2 separate regions of the Homo sapiens genome follow, and region 2 is linked to region 1. Evidence: chromatin loops called from intact Hi-C (ENCODE). Cell type or tissue: dorsolateral prefrontal cortex. All regions are shown on one strand. Each heading gives the region's core, and the rest is flanking DNA. Links, peaks and the distances in the headings are about the cores only.

The links. Peaks named below come from ENCODE experiments on the same cell type or tissue, not always from the same donor. Only the 100,000 strongest peaks of a DNase experiment are listed, where the experiment ranks them.
Region 2: a loop joins it to region 1, with 2.9 times the contacts of the local background. A loop is called at or near these places in 1 of 110 quality-filtered maps.

What each region holds. Positions count from the first base shown.
Region 1 is chr9:89,888,409-89,894,743 of GRCh38, forward strand. No RefSeq gene overlaps it. Among named protein-coding and RNA genes, the nearest start is that of MIR4290, 130 kb to the right of the region's middle. In dorsolateral prefrontal cortex, for the core only: no CTCF peak of the experiment used is centred there; a DNase peak (open chromatin) is centred at 3,583; H3K27ac peaks cover 604 bases.
Region 2 is chr9:89,804,878-89,811,212 of GRCh38, forward strand. No RefSeq gene overlaps it. Among named protein-coding and RNA genes, the nearest start is that of LINC03062, 170 kb to the left of the region's middle. In dorsolateral prefrontal cortex, for the core only: a CTCF peak has its summit at 3,324; no DNase peak of the experiment used is centred there.

The sequences.
Region 1 (6,335 bases), core at 1,244-5,243:
CCGAGGGTCACTAGGGGCAGTCACAGGGGAAGAAAGGAAATGGCCAGGCCCTTCCAGGTAGAAAGGGCCATTTGTGCTTGTTGTGGTCTTGTGGGGACACTACAGAACACTGATCAGATGCAATTGGTTGCTATCACCAAGGCAAGAGACTTGGGTTGAACAATTCAAGGGGTTTCCTGGGCCATGACCTCACCACACCTTCAGTTCCATGTAGACAAAATGACCTGTTCTTCCAACAAGTATTGTTTGAGCCCCTGGTACTTGCCACACAGAGTTGTAAATGCTGGGGGCACAGCTGTGGGCAGACAGACAAAAATCCCTGCCCATAGGGAGCTGACCTTCCGGTGCAAAGGTTGGCATGTTTTCTGCAAATGTTTTAGGCTTCAGGGGCCGTGTGGTCTCTGCCACAGCTCCTCAACTTGGCAAAAGCAGCCACAGATGACAGGCTCATGAAGGGGTGTGGCGATGCTCCAGTACCTTACCTACAAAACAGGTGGCTCATCTGGTCTGTAGAATTTGGCCTGGGTAGTATTTGCTGATCTGTAGAATTTGGCTTGGGCAGTATTTGCTGATCTTTGCTCTAGTGTACAAGATGGGAAAACATGCTCTAGGTTCAAGTTCTGCCAAATGTATTATGTTTTCAATCCCTTTGCAGAACATCTCTACCCTTGAGGCTGACTTTAGAGTACTTTGCCCCAGGCCAGCTTTTGCTTGTCACCTTGACCATGTTTGCAGGTGAGGCCGGCCTGCAGAACGTGCTGCTAGCAGACATCCTCCACCAATGGGCTGAGCTGTGTCCCCCACAAATTCCTGTGTTGAAATTCCAACCCCCATATCTCAGAATGTGACTGTACTTGGAGACAAGATCTTTAAAGAGGTAATTAAGTTAGAGTGAGTTCGTATGGGTGGACCTGTAACCAAAAAATATCTGAGACAGCTTTCAATCAATTTAGAAGCGTATTTTGCCAAGGTTGATAACTCATGCCCATAACTCCTGATAACTCAGGAGACAGTTCTGTGTCTTTCTCCAAAGATGATTTTGAGGGCTTCAATATTTAAAGGGGAAAAGCAGGCTGGAGGGGAAGGAGGGAGGGTATGGTCACATTACTGAATCCACATGTTGCAAGAGAAAAGGAGCTGGTGGGGGTATAGTCAATTATGTATGCGTCTTGCACTCAGTAAATCAGCACTTTATGTAAGTTAAGGTGAACATAGAGCAGCTACCTGTGGAGATACTTAACCTTTTATCTGTAGCTATCTGCTTAGGAACAAAAGGAAAGGCAACTTCTTCCACGACTCAGCTTTCAGCTTAATTTTTTTTTCTTTTGGCACAGTAAATTGTGGACCCAAATTTTAATTTTCCTTTTCAAAGCCTAATCCAATATAGCCACTGTCCTATAAGAAGGGGAGATGAGGACACAGATACCCACAGAGGGAGGGATGACCATGTGGGGATGCAGGAAGAAGACGCCATCTACAAGCCAAGGAGTGAGGCCTCTGGAGAAACCAGCCCTGCTGACACCTTGCTCTGGTACTTCCAGCCTCCAGGGCTGAGAGGATAAATGCGGGTAGTTTCACCCCTCAGCTCTGTGGTGCTTTGCTATAGCAGCCCAGGCTGACTGTTAGATCTTCCCTGCCCCAAGCGCAGATGGCGGGATGGAATAAGGCAGGGCTCCTCCCTTACGGCCAGGCTCTTCCCCCAGCACTGGGAGTAACCCTCACCTTCCCTCCTCCCACTCTTGGTTCCCTCCAAGGCCCTCAGATGGGTAGTAGCCCTGACAGCTCCTCCACTCCTGGGGAGGTGACCCAGTGGAGGTGGAAGAGGAAATAATTTAGAGAAAGAGAGAAAGTTTGTAGAGATGAGGCTGAAGGAAGATGTCCTCCTTCCCAGCCTCCAAGAGGTGGACAATAGCATTAACTTCTGGGTGGAAGGAGGTGCTTCCCTTGTTCACTGGACCTACTTGCTCAAGGAGTGCCCTGGACAGACGCGGGCCGAGGCATGGCCTCCAGTGGCAGGTGTCCTGCTGGAGACACACTTCAGCTGGTGTCAGCATCAGAAACTCTGATTGTCCAAACTCTGGAGTCATTAGAAGAGCAAACGGCCAGCCATGGAGGCTTCTGCAGTGTGAGCTTCCAGCCCGGGTGGCATGGCTATTTCCAAAGTAAATAAGCAAACCTCTTGTGCCAGGGTTATGAAGTTTTTAATAGATAAGCTGGGAATTGGGAGCCCCTGGAAGGCCCCGCTCCAGTGCTGGGGAGCCCTTCTCTGGCATCTGCCTCTCAGGTTGCTCTGCCTTATCCTCAGGGTTCTCCTGCACCCGGGGCCAGAGAGCCTTGCCTGCCACGGGCAGGGCCCTTCCCCACACGCTGGTCCTGCACCAGCTCAGGCCAAACTTGACCACAGTGTTGTGCTAGGTGCCCAGGAGAGCAGGCAGGATGGCGTGAATGCCCCCCAAGCTGACTGTGGAACTTGGAAGGACAAGCCACTGCGCCTGACTTTGCCGCCCTCAGGGAGGACGTCGGGGTGTTTGCCCATGGGCTTGCTCCACTGGGGGTGTTGTCACACATTCTGATGCCCCTGAGCCCCTTGGCTCCTGGTTGAGTGGCTCACTGGGCATGACAGTGGACTCAGAGCCCATTGGTACATGAGGGACCCTCCTCCAGGCTCAGGTGCCAGTTCTACTGGCACCTTGACCTACACAGTGCCGGGTGGCTTGGGCGGTGGTAAGGAAAGATTATGAGCAGCACAGTCCTTTACAAAATGCAACGCGGCGTTACCCAGATATCTTACTGAGAATTAAAATGTAAAATTTCTTCATTTCAAATTTAATATTGTAACTAAAAGTCCTTTCCAGGACCAGGATTTCCACTGGTTGTGCCCTGGTGATCGTAGGAGTATTTCCATATCTGATCACTCACAATGCTCGCCTGGCTGGGAGGCCCAGTTCCAGTGCCCTCCCGCAGGGACAGGGAGGACAGGTGGGTGGGGCCTCGTATCTGGCTGGACCTGGAGGGGCTGGCCATGAGAAGGGAGGCTGGCCACAGGGCCCACCCGGCTCTTGTCTGGGGATGATGTGGTGGAGGCCATGGTCTGTTCTATCAGCTTGTGGGAGGTTTGGGGCAGGACAGGGGAGATAGGCATTCAAGGACCATGGCAATCTCTGGAGAAGGCATTCACAGGGCCCATGGCCTCCAGCCATTTGATCGTGATATTCTGGCTTGTGGGGAAAAGTAAAACTCAGAGGACAGCAAGTAGCCAAGGCTTTGAATGGGTCTGTGGCCAAGCTCAGGCTAAGATCCCTGGTACGTCATGCTGCTCCTGTTTGCTGGGGGCCTTGGCCCTGCCTCCACCGTCAGGGGTCACCCTGCTTGGCTGGCCTTACTGTACTTGGCCTGGAACTGTGTATAGGGAGATTGAAGCCAGAGCACACTTCTTGCAGCCTTTTCCTTCAAGCTTTTGAAGAAAATAACTTTTTACAGATGGGCCTTGGCCAGGGACAGAAGCATGTTTTGTGTTAAAACAATGGTTGCATTTTCCCCAGGAAACAGCGCCAAGTTACCAGGCCACTTTGCCTTGGCAGGGCCTCCTATCCCAGGGTGGACTCTGGCCCACACCAGGGCTGTGTCTCCATCACCCTGTCATGGCAAGAAAAAGAGAAAACACCCAAGACGTGAAGCAGGCTTGCCTGCTCCTACCTGCCCTGCAAGCTTGTCTCTGCCCCAAGCCCCCAACCCTGTCCCCTGAGCTTCTCTTTACCCCAGACTTGGCTCTTGTCCTGGTGAGAGTGTGCTCTCTGAGCCCCAGAGAGTGAGTGGCATTCAGAGAGTGTCTGAGGACACAGAATTATGAAATCATACTTGGGAAACCACCCAGAGGCAAGCGCTTGGAAAGACTCCTGTTTTTATTTCTTCCCCCGCTCTACCTCTATATAATAGTCTTATGTTATTTTCTCTTTATAGTTTGAGACAGCAGCATCAATCCATGCAAAGTCCCATTTATTTCCAATACCCTATTCCTGTTTCAACTCCATTTTCCAGAGGCCGTCATGCTCATATGCTATGCACTATAAATGTGTAAGTATCCTTGCTAAGTGGTGTTTTGTACATTTACATTACCTTTTTTTTTTTGAGATGGAGTTTTGCTCTTGTTGCCCAGGCTGGAGTGCAATGGCATGATCTCGGCTCACTGCAACCTCCGCCTCCCGGGTTCAAGTGATTCTCCTGCCTCAGCCTCCCGAGTAGCTGGGATTACAGGCATGCACCACCACGCCCGGCTAATTTTGTTTTTTCAGTAGAGACGGGGTTTCTCCATGTTGGTCAGGCTGATCTCGAACTCCCGACCTCAGTTGATCCGCCTGCCTTGGCCTCCCAAAGTGTTGGGATTACAGGTGTGAGCCACCGCGCCTGGCCTACATTGCTTTTTAATCCATGTAGAATGTAAATACTATGCTTCTTTTTCTGCTCCTTCCTGTGTACGTAGTCACCGTGTGTGTGCGTGTTCTTGTGTGTGTGTATGTCACTGTTGGCTGTCCGTACATCTAGCTGTTGCTTCTGACATAGTCTGCATCACCCACACTTTGCTAATCCATTCCCCTCCACTGCCACTGACAATGCAGTCATGAAAGTCTGCAAAGATGTCTCATGTAGACCTGTTGGTGAAGGCTCCAGAAGAGGAAGCCACCCCAGAAGTGGAGTTGCTGGCTCAGTGCTAAACACGATTGGTTTTCTAAGCAATGCCTGGCTGCTTTCAGCAACACTTGTGGCTTTGTTCATGAGTATGGCAACTTCCATTTTCACTAATCTTTTATTGGTGTCACTCAGTGTATTCGTGGCTTTGCCAATCTGAGGTGTGTATAGGTCCAAAGTGCTATCTCCCTGCTCTCGTAATTCGCACGTCTCCTATTAACAGTGATTTTGAACATCTCTGAGTACACTTGTTGGTGATTTGGCCATCTTCACTTCTGAATTGCTTATTGGTATCTTTTGGTCATTTGTAGACACTCCTTGTATATCCCAGGTGTACCCAGTCAGTTTTACATATTACATATATCTTCTGCTATCTGTTTTCCACAGAAAAACAGTTTGAATGAATGTGCGAATTCTGTTAGAACACCGCATGTGAGGTTCATAACAGGAGCAAAGCAAAGGTCTCCATTTCTGTTGTTGTTGATACACATTTGATGTGTAACTATTAGTGTGAGCTTAGTCATCACATTATTCAATTCATGTATCTTTGCTTACTTTATGAATCCTCATTCTATCTGTTTTGAGAGGGGTGTTATATTAATTTTACTAGATAGCCATGTAGGTTTGAGGCTGTATCACCAGATCTCTACATACTTAATTCTTTCACATTTTATTTTGAGATAATAGTTGCAGATTGACATGCAGTTTTAAGAATTAATACAGATTCCACATACCCTACACTCAAGTTCTCTAATAGTTACATCTTGCATAACTTTAGTACAATATCACAACCAGGAAATTTATATTGAAACAATCCATTGACTTTATTCAGATTTCACCAGTTGTATGTGTAAGTGTGTGTGTTTAGTTCTATGCAATTTTATCACATGTGCAGATTTGTGTGACTACCCCACAATCAAAGTACAAAACAGTCCCATCCCCACAGGAATTCCTCATACTACTCTGCTACAGCCCTTCTTCCTTTCCCGCCTCCGCCCAGCCTCTGGCAACCACTCATCTGTTCTCCATCTCTATAATTTTGTCAGTTCAAGAATGTTACATAAATGGAATCATACAGTATGTAACCAAAGATTGGCTTTTTCACTCAACATAATTCCCTTGAGACTCATCAAGTTATTTTGTATATGAATAGTTCATTGCCTTTTATTGCTCATTAGTATTCCATAGTATAGATGGACCATGGTTTAACGACCCACTCACTAAAGAACATCCAGATTGTTTCTGGTTTTGGATGATTACAAATAAAGCAAAGATTCTGGTACATGTTTTTGGGTGAACACACATTTTCATTTCTCTGAGATAAAGGCCCAGGGGTATAATTGCTGCGTTGTAGGGTAGTTGCATCTTCTGCATTTTAAGAATCTGCCAAACTGTTTTCCAGAATGGCTGCATCACTTTTTTTCCCACCAGCCATGTATGAATGAATGATCCGGTTTCTCCACATCCTCACCAATGTTTGGTGCCATCACTATTTTTTTTTTATTTTAGCTATGTTGACAAATGTGTAGTGATATTTTGTAAGGGCATTAATTTACATTTCCCTAATGGCTAATGCTAATATGAGTTTCTGCTTCGTGTATTTTGAAGCTCTGCTCTTTGGTGCATACCCATTCAGAATTGTTTAAGTC
Region 2 (6,335 bases), core at 1,122-5,121, 84 kb before region 1:
TTTCCTGTGAGCCCAGAATACAGTACCCCTGTGTTTGGCCTGCCAGGGCAGGTGAACATTCCCCAGGCTTGCTCTGTGTCACGGATACCCAGCTCACCAGATGGATGCAGTATGGTGGGTGCCCTGGTAGCCGAAGCTGGCTCTGATGCAAAGATCTGGTGCAGAATTTATAAAGCAATATCTCATTTCTGGTTGATGGTGACTCACTAGAGGTGTTGGAACATTTTTTTTTTCCTATTTCGTGTCAAAGATTCTTGGGATGAAATAAGTTAAAAAGATGTTTCTAGAAGACAAGTAAGTATCAAAAAATAAAAGGAGCTGAAACATCCACCAAAGTGAATATTAAGAGAAATTCGACACTCCAGAGATTGTGAATGTCCTTTTATCCTGGCCTAGATAATGAGGCATGCACAGGTAATACTGTGGGCTACTTGGTGCCATTAGAAGAAAATGCTGACTGAGCTTACAATCATGTCTTCAGTTCTATTTAGTCAGATCTTTTGGTTATTTCATTCGCATGCTGAAGTTCTGTTTCCTTGTCATTTGGAGATGTTTAACTGTGGCATATGTCAGAACCACAGGCAATTGAGAATAGATTAATCAATACCTCCATCAATGGACACTTGAAGAAGACACATAACTCAAACCTTATGTTAAATCTTAGAGGAAAAGTCAGGTTTTTATTGTAGTTCATTTTTTGGAGATGATTGCAAATTTAGTTATTTTGCATCTATTTTTAGGCAGAAATATTAACAGTTCAAGAAAAGCCAAGAGTTTTATCAGAATAAAAAAGGAGATTGTCTACCATGTAAAACCAGCTGCAAATCCACTGAGAATCACTCCTGGGCACCATCAGTGTGGGAGCTGCTTCCCTAAGAGCTGAGACTGCCAGCACGCGTGAAAATACCACCCAGCTCTTCCAAGACTGGCCCCATGCTGGCAGAAGCTAATGTGTGCAGCTCAATAGTATGATGTCAAGTCCAGATCTTGAAAGCAGACTGCCAAGTGAGCGAGGACACCTGCTTCAGTGGTAGGGTGAGGGAGGCTGCGAAATTCACCAAGAGGTAAACAGCAGCTGAGAAAGCCTTGGGAGACTGGGTGGGACTCAGATGACCAGAGAAAGCCTTTCCAGGAAGAAAGACTGAGGGAGGCAAAGTGACAAATGCATGAGCGAGTGGGGTCATGGCTGACCATGGGACTGCAAGATGACTAAGGCAGGGGCTCTGGGAGTCAGCACCAGAGAAGGAGTGGAAGGGGAGCGGCCTGTCAAAAGGCTTTGGAAACAGAACCCAGTTGTGGAAACTGAGGTGCATGAGTCCGGCATAGTTGTTTAGGAAGCGGCAAGTCTGGCTCTGAGGAATGACGTGGGAGCTCAGGTCATGACCGTGCAAAGAATAAGGAACCCAGAGACTGGGGTGACACTGCAGACGAAGGTGTCTGGATTGCTAGGGAGTCTGAAGATGGGTGGGTTCCAGGGGAGCCTGGGAACCCAAACTGTGCTCTTCCTTCTTCTTGGTCTCAGAAGAGTGAAGAACCAGAGGGAGTGGCAGAAGACTTTCATGTGAGAGACTCTGAGGTTGAGACTTGGACTTTATTGTACAATAGAGCATTTGGCTGGCCTTTGTCTCCGGTTCCTGGGAAGGACCCTCTAAATCCTTGGTATTTCCTGAGTGATAGGATGTCTTTGTTACTCATGGTAGGCCCCTGTGACCACACCAGAATTCATGCTAACAGGAAGACTCGGGATGGGGGCTGGTCACACCAGAAAGATCAACATGTGACTAGAGAGTTGGGGCTCTGAGCCCCTATAAGTCTGGCCTCGGGGAGGGGATGTGGCTGGAGATTGAGTTCAATCCCATAGCCATTGAATCAATGAAGCCTACATACTGAGACCCCAATAGGCACTCTGGACACCTGAAGTTCAGCTGAGCTTCCCTGGTTGGTCATACATCCATGTGCCAGGACAGTGACATATCCTGAGGACATGAAAACTTCATCCATATTTGGAACCCTCCTAAATCTCACCCTCTGTGTCTCACATTGCTTGCATGGTCCTGAGATGTATCCCTTAGAATTGTGAGTATAGAGCTCTCCTGACTTCTGTGAGTCATTCCAGTATGTGATTAAACCTGATGGGAACCCAGCATATGATTAACCCTGATGGGAATTTGTTACTAGCTGGGCAGAAGTGTAGGCGGTCTGTGGACCCTGAGTTCATGGCTGGTGTCTGAATTGAGACGCACTTGTGAAGAAGTGAGCCTTAAGCCGAGAATTGGACCTAAAGTCTGCATGGCAGTGTCAGGGTGGCATGGCATCCTTTTGGCCTCAATGTGACCATGTCTCAGTCCTGACCTGGTGCTCCTCATTGAATCAGAACCCATGGGAAGCCCAAGTGAGGAGATGTACCCTCGTGCGGGGGCTTCCTCCGGGTCAAGCATCCTTGGTCATAAAGTATACCTTCAAATGCCCTTTGTCAGGTCACTTACAGGTCTTCCAAGGTTAAAATATTTGATAGTGACACTAAATACTAACGTTAAGAGAAAACACTGTCACTGATAGACATCTATCTATAAGATCTTGATGAGTCCAGCATTCTAGGATCAGGGACCATGTGGCATTTGGCACAGAGTTTAGTGTGGCCTTGTCTGTCCCCGGGGAATTTATTTTCTTCTCTGCAAGTTTCTTCTGAACTGTGTTTATATCTGTGTTAGAACACTAGTCACAAGTAAATGCACATCCTTCTTCTCTTATGGACTGCTTTTGTGGGCAGAGGAGGGCAGGTCTTTATGTTTATACCCCTTGCAACATTTAGTGAATTGGATTTAGGAAGGGGTGGTTTGGTGAAGACTCCACAAAGAAAGCAGTAGGGCCAGAGAAAAAAAAAAGCCAGTACCACCTGGTAGAAATGGCACTGTGCAGTTCACTACCTTAATGTGTGCACAGAGTGGTGGTTCAATCCAGTTACCCCTGGATGACCTCAGCATTTCCCCAGCCCCAAGAGCATCAGTAAACCTGAAGCAAGTGAGGCTCAGGCCCTGAAAATCTCCCTCCGTGGTCTTGAGCCCTGGGTGTTTTTTTTTCTGCAACCTTCACTGGTGGGTCACTTCCTGGCAGAATAGCCATGGGGAATTCTTTGTCTCTCATTGTTGTTCAAAGTCCTTTAAAAAACAGAGTGTTTTCGCCCAACCCTGGGGTTCTGGATTCTGCTTGCCTGTATTTCTGTACCTAGTCAGCATCAGGCAGAAACTGACCATTCAGGAAGAGAGACAATCAGATGTAAATGTGTTTTCTGCTACTGCCTCTAGGGGAACGTTCTTAAATATTCTCAGCCAGATGACCTTCCCTCCCCTGCTGTTTATTGTTTTTCACTATCAAATGTTCCCCCAGCTGTGGCAGCTGGAGTTCAAAGCTGTCCACTTGCAACAGAGTGTCCTTGGTGGGTTTTCTGCAGTTGATTAATGCCTGACAGCATGTGGGTTCCTCCAGGCAGTGGCCCTCTGTTGGATTCTTCAAGGCAAATAAGAATCTGCCGGAAAGAAGGCATAAATCCTCCCTTGCACTGTGCTGTCAGCCGTTGAGTCTCGCAGGTTTGCTTCTGTAGAACCAGGAGAGTCAGGTCATTTGAGTGTTTGTGTGCCCAGGGTTATGCCTCTGTGATCCACCAACTGCGTCTCCAGTGCGGCCTGCACCATACAAGACAAAGACCTGGAGATGAGCCGTCCGGCTCCAGCCCCTGCCACTTCATTAAAGACTGTCAACAGCCTTGATCTATCTGTCTGTGTTACCTGATCCCGCACGCTGATGCGCGGTAAAGGACTCCCGTGCTGGAGACCATAGTGTAGGCTGTCAGAATGGAATTTTGAAATTGTGGCCAGACACAGCTCACTAAAAACTGTAATTAGTGGGTAGACAGAAAAGCCTCATCACCCAGGGCCTGGTTTTTTTGGATTGGTTGGGCCATGCCCATCACGCAGGGAACATTGCAGAGGCATGACTGGGGGCTTAGATCACGGCAGCCCACTTACCCCATACCCCATACCCAGTACATGCCCCACTGAGACGGCGACCATTAGAATGTCTGGAGAAACACGGAGGATGGTCATTGGGAGCAGCTCAGCTCCAGGTCGAGCTCCCATTGGCTGCAGAGGTAGCTGCCTCAGGCAGGCCCTTGTGCAGTGCGGCCTCTCTCCGTGGGTGATGCGTCTTTGTGATGAGCCATTTCCACCACGCAGACCTTGAGCACAGTGAAACAATAAGCCAGCGATTACTCAGTACAGCGCTCAGAGGAATTCCAGTTTACTATCAGCAGTCATTAGCCCAATCGGTAATGATTCAGAGAAGGGGGATATTGAAGGCACTGGCTATTTTTCTTCCTTTTTTTAAATTCCGGATATTAATCTTAGAGAAGCACAAAAAAGCAATCTCAAGAGAGGTCTCAGGTGAAGCAGTCTTTACTGAATAGAATCACAGAGACTGTCTTGACATAGAATTGGGCTTTGGAGAGACATTAAGCAAGGGTGACGGACACTGCAGCTGCATAGTGTTGATTGCAGGAGATCGATTGGACAGCCGGCTCTGCTTGTCTGCCATTGTGGTAGACTGTATTTTCCAAAGATGATCATACCTATCTAAAGCCCATCCTCCACTGGGTGCGGGGTGCTGTGTTCCCTTTTTTTGGACCTAGGCAGGCCTTTGTCATTGTTTGAATCAATACAATATGGCAGAGGTGGTGGTGTGTGCCTTTTGTAACCAGATCATCAAAGTCATTAGTTTCTGCTTTGGTCTCTTGTCTCTCTCACTCTTAAGACACTTGCTCTTAAAACCCAGCTGCTATCTTCTGAGGAAGCCCAGGGCACAAGGAGAGGCCACATGTGGGCATTCCAGCCAAAAACTGACAACAAGCATGGGCCACCAGATCTACAAGGAAACATCCTTCAGATGGTTCCTGTCTCTGCTTTGAGTCCCCCAGTGGAGGGACCAGATACCATGGAGCAAAGACAGGCCATCCTGCCACTCCCTGTCCCAATTCCTGACCCATAGGAACTGTGAGAGGTGATAAAAGACTATTGTTTTAAGCTATGAGTGTTGGGGAATGTGTTATGCGGAGCAGATAATAGATTCACCTGTCATATCTAGTGGGTGCTGATTGCCCATGTGCCTGAGCATAACCCCATCTCATATGTTTGCAAAGAACAATGCATGAACCCAGTGCATGGCAGGAATTCAGGGAGCAAAATGAACTTGATGGTTACCCAAGCAGGCAGCAGGAGCTTGGTTCCTGGGTGTGGCTTTTGCGCCCCTGGTTTTAGCTCCAGGGATATTCGTCAAAAGTGTTTAAGGCAAGAGTCAGCCCTGCCTCTGTAGAAATAACAAAGAAAAAACAAATGGCAGGGATAGACAACCCTAGTGGGAAAACACAGATATATGAGTTCCATAGTCACTCAGAGAAATGAAGGGATGAACAAAAGCCCTCATCATTCAAGTGACTTTTCCTAAACTCTAAATAAATCTCGGCTAAACACCCAGGTGTAGGGGCAGTATCCATCACATTCTCAAGGCAGTTGTTTTTTAATTTTTTTTTCCGGGATTAAGATAGAAAATGCTTCAGCTTTCCAAGGCAAAGCGTTGCTGCCTGCATTCTCTGTGTGTCATGTGGCCTCAAGCACACCAGGGGTTTTCCTGGAGTGTGTCCTGGCAGTGAAGAGGCACGCAAGGCATCTGATATCCCAGCACCCACAACTGAACATTTTTATGACATTCGCCCAGCTGTACCTTTATAAAGATATTATGCAGGTTCCGAGAGATTAAGCTTTCCTTCCCAACCAGCTGCTGTGGAATGATGCCCGGCATATGGAGGACAGATAGAATTTCCCACCCTGACATGTGCCGAGAAATTTGACTTTAAAAAGTGTTAATCAGTAGCTCAAATCATCAGCCATGCATGAGGGCAGGACAGCAGGAGTCTGGAAGCTAAATCCACAAATGCATGGGGCCATCCCTGGGTGATCCAGAGAAGGAAGTTCATCCATTCAGTCACATTGAGCATCTCCTGCCAAATGAGGGGTTCCCTGCTTGCTGTAGCTGCAGACCTGAGTTTGAATCCTATGGAGACCTGTTGCTTTGTTAGAAAGTAACAGAGATGTCTGGATGCAGGAATCCGGAGCCTGGTGCTGCCCCGCACTTCATAGGTGTGGTCTTGAACACACTTTTGCTCCCTTCTGGCACTGGGCCTCATCAGAGGGGCTCAGTGAAGTTTGGAGATTGAGTTTGTTTTTCATCTGGATGGACTGCCACCTAAAACATTTCAAAGAGCCCTTGTTTGTCCATCTTCCAGG